2 separate regions of the Homo sapiens genome follow, and region 2 is linked to region 1. A link is an interaction called in ENCODE POLR2A ChIA-PET data of the cell type or tissue named here. Cell type or tissue: PC-9. All regions are shown on one strand. Links, peaks and the distances in the headings refer to the core of each region. The heading gives the core; the rest is flanking DNA. Region 1 has its middle 23 kb from the start of AP4E1. Region 2 has its middle 61 kb from the start of SPPL2A.

What was found. ChIA-PET counts read pairs that join two places held together with the same protein. Peaks named below come from ENCODE experiments on the same cell type or tissue, not always from the same donor. Only the 100,000 strongest peaks of a DNase experiment are listed, where the experiment ranks them.
Region 2: POLR2A ChIA-PET joins it to region 1 with 13 read pairs; 5 of 35 experiments call an interaction of 5 or more read pairs at or near these places.

What each region holds. Positions count from the first base shown.
Region 1 is chr15:50,883,178-50,888,566 of GRCh38, reverse strand. No RefSeq gene overlaps it. Among named protein-coding and RNA genes, the nearest start is that of AP4E1, 23 kb to the left of the region's middle. RefSeq lists an enhancer at 4,181-4,300. In PC-9, for the core only: CTCF peaks have their summits at 2,328 and 2,531; DNase peaks (open chromatin) are centred at 2,566 and 3,156; H3K27ac peaks cover 2,085 bases.
Region 2 is chr15:50,823,942-50,829,330 of GRCh38, reverse strand. No RefSeq gene overlaps it. Among named protein-coding and RNA genes, the nearest start is that of SPPL2A, 61 kb to the right of the region's middle. In PC-9, for the core only: no CTCF peak of the experiment used is centred there; a DNase peak (open chromatin) is centred at 320.

The DNA of each region.
Region 1 (5,389 bases), core at 69-5,068:
AGCTGTAGCAGTTGGCTAGATGCAGTGGTCCACACCTATAATCCTAGCCTTTTATCGGGCCAAGGTAGGAGGATAATTTAAAGCTGGGAGTTTGAGACCAACCTGGACAACACAGTGAGAGACCCCTATCTCTACAAAAATAAAAATAAAACAACTAGCTGGGCACGGTGGTGCGTGCTTGTACTCCTAGCTACTCTGGAGGCTAAGGCGGAGGATCACTTGAAGCCAGGAGTTCAGGGTTACTGTGAGTTATGATCATGCCACAGCACTCCAGCCTGGATGACAGAGTGAGACCATATCTCTAAAACAAACAAGCAAAAAACTGCAGCAGGCTTTTTGGCAAAAATGAAAAATGAATCAGCTGGTCCTAAATTTTATATGTAATATCCAGGAACATTTTGAAAAAGAAGAACAAAGCTGGAAGACTTACAATACCCAGTTTCAAAACTTACTATAAACAGATAGTAATCAAGACAATGTAGTATTGGTGTAAAGATAGACATGTATAAAACTGAGAGTTCAGAAATTATGGTCCATTGATTTTTGATGAAGTAGCCAAGACATTTCAATGGAGAAAGGACCATCTTTTCAACAAATAGTATTGGGACAATTGAATATCCATATGCAAAAAAGTGAACCTAGGCTCTTACTTCACATTATATACAAAATGGAACTCAAAATGGATCTCAGACCTACATGTGAGAAGTAAAACTACAAAAGTTCTAAAAGAAAACACAGGAGAGGCCAGGCGCAGTGGTCACGCCTGTAATCCCAGCACTTTGGGAGGCCAAGGTGGGCAGATCATGAGGTCAGGAGATCAAGACCATCCTGGCTAACATGGTGAAACCCCGTCTCTACTAAAAATACAAAAAATTAGCCAGGTGTGGTGGCGGGCGCCTGTAGTCCCAGCTACTCAGGAGGCTGAGGCAGGAGAATGGTGTGACCCTGGGAGGCAGAGCTTGCAGAGAGCTGAGATCGTGCCACTGCACTCCAGCCTGGGCGCGACAGAGCGAGACTCTGTCTCAAAAAAAAAAAAAGAAAAATAGAGTTTCATATTAAAAAAGAAAACACAGGAGAAAATCTTTATGACCTTGGGCTAGGCAGAGTTCTTAAATATGACATCAAAAGCACAGTTCACAAAAATAGCTGACAAATTGGATTTTATCAAAATTAAAACTTTTGGGTTTAAAAGACATCCATAATAAATTGAAAAGATGTAGACTGAAAGAAAATATTTATAACTGATGTATGTGATAAAGGGCTTATATCCAAAATATACAAAGAACTCATAACTTAGTAATAAGAAGACTAATAATCTAATTTTAAAATGAAGTAAACATTTGAATAGACATTTCACCAAAGAGGATATGTAAATGGCTAATAATCACTTGATAAAATGCGCAACATCATTAGTCATGAGGGAAGTGCAAGTCAAAACCACAATAAGATAGCATTAACACACCCACTAAGCTATAACCAAAAAGTCAGACAATACCTAGTGATGGAGGAGTTATGGGAAAACCTTCACATATTGCTGATGAGAATATAAAATAGAACAGCCACATTGTGAAATTGTTTGGCAGTTTCTTAAAAAGCTAAATAGATTTGCCATACAACTCAGCGATTCTACTAAGTATCTACCCAAGAGAAATGAAAACATATATTCATGCAAACACTTGTATAGAAATGTTCATAGCAACATCATTCATAATAGCCAAAAACTGGAGACAACCCAAATGTTCATCAACTGATGAATGAATAAACAAAATGTAGTTTATCTATATACAATGGACTATTATTCAGCCATAAAAAGGAATGAAGTACTGACACATGCTACAACATGGGTGAACTTTGAAAACATTATGCTAAGTGAAAGAAGCCAGTCACAAAAAACTGTATAGTGTATGATTTCATTTATATGAAATGACCAGGAAAGGAAAATTTTTAGAGACAGAAAGCAGATCAGTAGTTGTCTGAAACTGAAGGTAACAAGTGAGGATTGACTGCAAATTCTCTTTTTGTTTGTTTGTTTTGTTTCTTTTTTTTTTGACTGCACATTCTCACAAGTAATTTTCTGGGTGTTAGAAATGTTCTAAAACTGGATTGTGACAGTGGTTGCACAAAGCTATCAATTTACTAAAAATTATTCACTGTACACTTATAATGGGTGAAGTCTTATGGTACATAAAATATATTTCAATAAAACTAAGAAAAAGTCTCATGAATTTCAGAAATGCTAATTTATTATTGATTGACAGCTTGCTACAGGATCTTTCTGGGGCTTAGTGACTAGAGATGCATGCAGAATTAGAAAGATAAAATAATTTGTTTAGAAAAATTAGTAGATTGAGAAGGGTTTGGTGGTGGTCAGAGAAAAACCTTGGGAATGGCAAAAAGTTAGGAAACTCTCCAGGCTGAGAAAGGCCTAGAAAAAGAGACACTGGGTGGTGTTCTGGGGACTGCAGCAGTGGGGATTTAGGCAACTTTGTATACAGTTCCACTCTCATGCCCAAGGGGGCGCCAGAGCAGCAAGCCTCAGTCGTGACTGTGGACGTTCCTAGCCCCTAATGCTGGGTCACGGTACTGCGTTCATTCAAAACCTGACCCAGGTTTTTTAGAGACGAGGACTCTCCATTTTGTTTTATTATCTTTCTTGAGAGGCGGAGGGAATTTGCCTGAAGGTGGATTCCTTTTTTTTTTTTTTTTTTTGAGACGGAGTCTCACTCTGTCGCCAGGCTAGAGTGCTGTGGCGCAATCTCGGCTCACTGCAACCTCCAACTCCCTGGTTCAAGGGATTCTCCTGCCTCCACCTCCCAAGTAGCTGGGATTACAAGCATGCGCCACCATGCCCGGCTAATTTTTGTATTTTTAGTAGAGATGCGGTTTCACTGTGTTGGCCAGGATGGTCTCGATCTCCTGACCTCGTGATCCGCCCGCTTCGGCCTCCCAAAGTGCTGGGATTACAGGCATGAGCCACCACGCCCGGCCGGTGGCTTCCTTTTAAGTCTGAAAATGCAGCAGGAAGAGCCAAGTGAGGCCCTGTGACTCTCTATGGAGAGAGGCAGTGGTTACAGCCCAAAGAGCCCTAAGAAGAGCTTTTTCAGAATGACACATACTAGTTTCTTCCCCTCCTTTCATGACTCAGGTCCACATTTCACACAGACTTTTGCCTGTGCCAGACTTGCCTCTGCCTTGACCGCTAGCCAGCAGACTGTGTCCACAGTGTTTTCCCGCTCCTGCTACCCGGTCTGAATCAGCCTGGTAAAAACATTAGCTGGAAGATATCTGTTTACTGGGTAAATTCCTCTACAACAAATACCTTTGCAATGAAAATCTCTATTTAACCAAAAGTTCTCCACAGCCCAGTTTATGTCTAACCTAGTGCAAGCAGTAATCCATGAAATAAAACTCTACTCCATACCACATATTTAGACAGTCAAGTTGAGCTACTTGTAAAGAGATTTGACCTGTAATACTTTTATTTTCCCCGAGGAGCTGGAAATATAAGTAGAGGTAAAAACAGAGTCCCCTTTGCACTTGGAGAGTATTTTCCCACATGCACTCATTTTAAAAATCCAGTTCCCAGGAAATCTTTGTAAGGACTTTTCTCAATAGTCTACCAGATCCAGGACAAGGAAGAAAGATAGGCTCCAGATTGGATAAGCAGAGACCTTCCCAGAAGGAAACAATGGGAATTTAATATTCAAGCAGGCCCTGATCCAGAGCATTATGGGAACTGACCAAGGGATCAAAAATGAATCAAGTTAAAAAGAAACTAAATAACATTCCAAAGAAGTGATAGTACTGTTGAAGCCTGAGGCTATACTCCACCGCGCCCAGCCCTGTACTAATATACTAACGAGAATCAAAACTTCAAAAACTACGTAGATCATATGACAGAATTAATTGCATCAGTAGTCCTTCTATACTGCTAAGAGCAAGGTGTTACATACAGATGATGCTCCTTGATTTACAGTAGGGTTACATCCCAAAAAACTCATCATAAGTTGAAAATATCATAAGCGGAAAATGTATTTAATACACCTAGCCTACTGAACATCATAGACTAGCCTACCTTAAAAGTCTCAGATCACTTATGTTAGCCTAGAGTTATTTTATATTAAGGCGTTGAATATCTCATGCAATTTATTGAATACTGTACTGAAAGTAAAACAAAATGGTTGTATGGGTGCTCAAGGTATGGTTTCTACTGAATGCATATCACTTTGCACCTGGTAGAGTCGAAAAATTTTAAGTTGGGGACCATCTGTACTGCTAAGAGCAGTGTTGTTGGGGAAGCCATTTTCTCCCTCTCCCAGGTCCATAAAATAGAAACTTCCACTTCAGAAGAATTGTGAAGACAGCATTTAGCTTCCTGCTATTTCCCCTCTCAGTTCTCCCCAAGGAAGGAGTGACTCATCTGACTGAACCACTGAGGAAGGAACTGAGCATGCTCAGCCCTTTTTGCAACCTTCTTGGACTAGCCTGCCCACTAGACAGGTGCATCCTCCCACCAACCCCACCGCTGAAGCATGTGCACCTCCCCACACACATACACTCCTGCCTCCCCAAAAAGTTCAGGAGTCAAGTACAGTCATGTATCACTTAAAGACAGGGATACGTTATGAGAAATATGTAATTAGGTCAGTGATTCCCAACCCCTTTGGCACCAGGGGAGGACCAGTTTTGTGGAAGACAATTTTTCCACAGACTGGAAGGGTGAGGTATGGTTTTGGGATGAAACTTCCACCACAGATCATCAGGTATTAGATTCTCATAAAGAGCATGCAACCTAGATCCTTCACATGTGCAGTTCACAATAGGGTTTGCACTGTTATAACAATCTAATGCTGCTACTGATCTGACAGGAGGTGGAGCCCAGGCAGTAATGCCCGCCTCCTGCTCACCGCCATTGCCATCACCTCCTGCTGTGTGACCTGGTTCCTAACAGGCCAGGGACCGGTACCTGGAACCGGGTGATTCTTTGTTGTGCAAACATCATAGAGCACACTTAAATAAATCTAGCTGCTGGCCAGGCGCAGTGGCTCACGCCTGTAATCCCAACACTTTGGGAGGCCGAGGCGGGCAGATCACGAGGTCAGGAGATCGAGACCATCCTGGCTAGCACGGTGAAACCCCGTCTCTACTAAAAATACAAAAATCAGCCGGATGTGGTGGTGGGCGCCTTTAGTCCCAGCTACTCGGGAGGCTGAGGCAGGAGAATGGCGTGAACCCGGGAGGCTGAGGTTGCAGTGAGCCGAGATTGTGCCACTGCACTCCAGCCTGGTCGACAGAGTGAGACTCTATCTCAAAAAAAATAAAATAAAATAAAATAAAAATAAAATAAATCTAGATGCTTACTACACACCTGGGCTATGTGATATATCTT
Region 2 (5,389 bases), core at 116-5,115, 59 kb after region 1:
GTTTTTGCATCCTCATAGCTTAGCTCCCATTTATAAGTGAGAACATAAGACACTTGGTTTTCCATTCCTGAGTTACTTCGCTTAGAATAATGCTCTGCCTTACTTTTAAGGATACAAGTGCATATGCTTATTATGACTGTCTCTACTGTGAAAGCAGAAATCACTGATATACCTAGAAACACATGGAGAGACATTCATTCTCTTTCTCACCATATAAAAAAAAAACCCAAACCAACACTGCTCAGCACGACACCAACTGGCTGACATAGCACATTCTTGACGACCATTATCCCAAGTTCCCTGTGAATCACTACACAGTTTTTTTTCAGTCCTCCCAATTCTCCTCCCACATGTGGTTGCAGGGAGCAGCTGTCCATTGTGCAATAGCAGTGGACTGAAAGATAGAAGACATGGATTCTAACTGCATACTGTCCCTAACTAGCTGTGAGGCATGAGGCTGGTCACTCAATACCTCTGAGACTGTAAAATAGCAATGATTTTACTGTCGGGTCTAGCCACTTCATAGGTTTGAATAAAGATCAAATGAAATATGAAAGCAATCATAAGCCATAAATTGCCATGTCAAGATAACAATATGACTATGGACTTAAGAGCCTCCAGGATAGAGCAGAATCATTCTTCTCCTTATTTTCTCTAGGTAGTCCCCTATGCACCTGCAGTTTCCCCTTCATTCTCAAGGGAAAGTATGTGCCCTCGTAGAAAAAGAGATGAAGGAAGACAGGTATATGTACAATAATGTATTTTTGCAGTGCTTACAAAAGAATACCATGTGCCCATTTAAAAAATGAGACAGTGGCCAGGCGCGGTGGCTCACGTCTGTAATCCCAGCACTTGGGAGGCCAAGGTGGGTGGATCGCCTGAGGTCAGGAGTTCAAGACCAGCCTGGCCAGCATGGTGAAACCCCATCTCTACTAAAAATACAAAAATTAGCCAGGCATGGTGGCAGGTGCCTATAATCCCAGCTACTTGGGAAGCTGAGGTAGGAGACTCGCTTGAACCTGGGAGGCAGAGGTTGCAGTGAGCTGAGATGATGCCATTGCACTCCAGCCTGGGCAAAAGAGCGAGACTCTGTCTCAAAAAAAAAAAAAAAAGAGATAGTGCTATACAACCCATACAAAACGATGTTAATGATACATTGTTAGGTGAAAAAAACTAAATTGCAGCACAGTACACAGGGTATAATCTCATCTTAAAATTACATAAAAATGTTTGGTAATGCATAAAAAATGTCTAGAAGGATACTTTCCAATCTGTTCCCACTGGGCATTAGGATTGATTGAGGGAGGGACTTTTTATTTTTACTTTGTAAATTTCTGTAATATTGAAATAGTTTTATAATGAGCACATATCATTTTCATAATTTAAAAATATATACTAAAATGTAAATTGAGGGAAAACAGATGGTGAGAGTATTACAGCCTAGGATTAGTAAAGAGTCAGAGAGTGGTCCAGGCACAGTGGCTCACACCCATAATCCCAACATTTTGGGAGGCTGAGGCAGGAAGATCACTTGAGCCCAGGAGTTCGAGACCAGCCTGAGCAAAATAGTGAGACCCTGTCTCTATGAAAAAATTTAAAATTGGTCTGACATGGTGGTGTACACCTGTAGTCCCAGCTACTTGGGAAGCTGAGGCAGGAGGATCTTTTGACCCCAGGAGATTGAGGCTGCAGTGAACTGTGATCACACCACTACACTCCAGCCTGGACCACAGAACGAGACCCTGTCTCAAAAAATAAGTAAGTAGATAATAAATAAATAAAAAGTCACAGAGTGTAATTGCCCTAAAGTTGTTCTAGTGCCTGGACCCAGGCAAAGCATGCTATAAGGGAAGCATACAGCTCTCAAAATCCATTATCAACAACCTTTGAGAATTCACAGAGAAGATTAGAGGTGACAGACGGCTCAAAATGGTTGAGGGTTCTGATTTAAAATCAGGAATTGCGAACTACAAGGCTTGAGGTTTATCACCAGGAAAAGTCTAGAATTAATTATTATTAAATATTTGGTTTGTGAACATTTAAAAATGCACGTGGTGGTCATCAGCAGATGACATAGATTCACTAAGAACAAACCATGACAAACTAACCTATTATTTTTTGTTAGGGTAACTAGATCAGTAGCTCCGAGGAGTATCATAGACTTAGTATATGTTGATTTCAGCAAAGCCGTTCATTCACAAACTCTCCTGCAGCATCATTTTGGAAAATACACACAATGCAAATTATTAAAGGATTCACAGCTGTTTACAAAATCATATTCAATGACTATACCTAGATAGATGTATCCAATAAAATAAGTGCCCATCTTTGGCCCACTTCTCTTTAATTTTTTTTTTTTTTTTTTTTGAGACAGAGTCTCGCTTTGTTGCCCAGGATGGAGTGCAGTGGTGTGATCTTAGCTCACTGCAACCTCCACCTCCTGGGTTCAAGCAATTCTCCTGCCTCAGCCTCCCGAGTAGCTGGGATTACAGGCACGTGCCACCACACCCAGCTAATTTTTTGTATTTTTAATAGAGACAGGGTTTCACCATGTTGGCCAGGATGGTCTCAATCTCCTGACCTCATGATCCACCTGCCTCAGCCTCCCAAAGTGCTGGCATTACAGGCGTGAGCCAGCATGCCCGGCCTTCTTTCATATCTTTTATCAATAACCTAGACACAGACATTGAAGGCAACCTTACCAATTTCTCGGATGACACAAAGATGAAAGGAATAACCACTAGCTAAAGCACAGGATCTATGTTCAAGATATTATTAATTTACTGGAATGCCAAGCTGAAACCAGTGATGGACGACCTAATGGGTGGTAGGATGAGAAATTTAAGTTTCATGCAAGAAAGAACTTTTAACTATAGTTGTCTAACAATGGAATAGGTAATTATTGGGGGAGGGGATTGGAGATTGGCCCATCAAATGTTTCTACAAATACAAAAACTAGTTGATTCCGACTGAAAAATTAATAACAGACACTAAATGCTAACAGATTTCAAAGATAGTGGAAATTAATATAGGGCATAAAATTTGTTTTCCTAATGAAAACAAACACTGAGCAGAACCTTGAAGAATCAGTAAATAGTATAGATGCATGAAAGAGAGGAGGTCATTCCAGAAGCAAGACTAACGTGGCATTTTCCAGTCACAAAGTGACAGCTGGCTGTGGTTTTGGTGAGTAAAGGAAAACAAGGCTGGGGCCAGATTATGGAAGATCTGGGACCAGTAAAGAAGTTTATACTTTGTACAGTGGAGAAAGGATCAGTCAGGCTCTGCTTGCATGCATCTGAAACAAATTCTGGAAAATTCAAGAGAGGAATTTATTGGAAAAATATGAGGAGCTCCCAGAACAAATGCAAAGACTAGAGAACCAGGCCTGGAAACATTAGAAAGCAAAGTGGACTCTAAGGCTAAAAAGTAGGAACTAGAAAAGTAGGCTTGAAGCAGGCCAAGGCTCCATGCGAGCGTGAATGAATATGCAACCATGTTTAATCTCTTTATTACATTGCTAAGGATTCAAATTAGAGGAATGAGCATTCCAAAGCCCTAGTTTGTTATATGTCCTTCCCTTAGCTGAAAAAGAGATTAATAGTTGGGTTTTTTTAATCCAATAAAAGAGATAATCCCCAAAAGAAAGTTGAGGTGTGAAGGAGAAATAAATACTGAGCAGCCAATAGACAACAAAAGTTCACTATTGGCACTGTTAGAGGTTTTGAGCAAGGAGGCAATGTGTTGAAAATAGTGCTATATGGAGATCTGGCAATTTGCAAATGGACTGAAGGAATGGAAATCTAAAGGTAGATAGTGAGTTTTCCAGGTATATACTGTGGCAGTGGAATAGGATAGCAATGATGTTCAAAGTAAAAACAGTAAGCCTTGATAACTGCCTAAAGGTTAAGGAAAAGGAAAGAGTCAAAAATTACTATAAATGCTCTCCTTAAAGACTGAAGGAATGATAGTGGTAGAAGTAAGACAGCTTAGAAAGAGAGCAGCATCTAGGATGGAGGTGAAAATGATGCTTACAGTGTTAAGTTTAGCTGATGGGGAAAATGCTCAGTAGGAATTAGGACTAAATAGTCTATGAGGACTTGTTTGGAGATATAGACTTAGGAGGATTTGGCATAAAGATTGCAATAAAAGTCAGACCTGGCTGTCTTACAAATATATAAAATGATATGCAGAAATGGTTGAAAACTTCCCTCCAAATTGTAAGAAAAAAAGAGTATCCCCCTAAAAAAGGAGTTGGTAGTGGAAGTTTTGGGAACTCAAAATGAGAACTTCTGTACTATAAACTTTTAACTATAAGCAGTATGATTTTTTCCATTTTTATTCTTATCCCATTTTCTCCCTCTACCCGAGATACCCACTCTAATTTTATGTCCATATATATATATATACATGTATATATATACATATTTTAAGGGATATATATACATGCATACACATATAGCCCTGTAAAAAACGTGGAGTTTTTTGGAGTTTGTGTTTAAATTTAAATGTATTTAAATATGTGACATTATGTTGCAGACCTCATTTTGTTATTTTTTCACTCAACACATCATGTTGCTATAAGAACAAGAAAGCCAAGTTGCTGCTTAGAAATGATGCAACAGTTTACATTTCTACCAGCAGGTCATGAGAGTTCTCAATTCTAACATTTTCACCAACACTCGGTAATATCTTGTTTTTGCCAATTTGGTGAATATAAAATTGTGCCTAGTTGTTTAAAGTTTTTTCTTCCTAGTGAGATGGAATACCCCTGAAGTCCTCAGGTTTCTTTTTCAATATGCTGCTTCATTGTAGTCTTTCTCCATTTTTCTGTTGTTTCCTTTTATTTATTGATTTCCACTAGTATCATTTATGTCCTAGAGCTGTGCGGTCCAGTACAGTAGCCACTAGCCATTAACCAGTAAGCCAAGAGCACTCAAGTACTTTAAATATGGCTAGTCCAAATTGAGATATAATGTTAGTATAACAAACACACCAGATTTTAAAAACTCAGTACAAAACAAAGAATGCAAAACATCTCAATAATCTTTATAATAAATTGAAATTATAATATTTTAGATATGTTAAATAAAATTTATTTTTAGAATACATTTTACCTATTTATTTTTGCTTTTTATTATATTGTGGCAACTAGAAAATTCAAAATAACATACATGGCTGGCTTGTATTTGTGCAAGCCACAAATTATATTTCTATTGGAGATGCTGTTCTAGATATCCTTAGTTAGTTTTAGACATTGACAATATCTTTTCTGGCTCTGTCCTCCATCCTAAGTTTGTGTATGGTGTCTCATCAAATCTATCAATTTCTCACCAGGCCACCACATTAGACAACAACAATATCTATGTAAATGGCCCCCTGAAGTTGG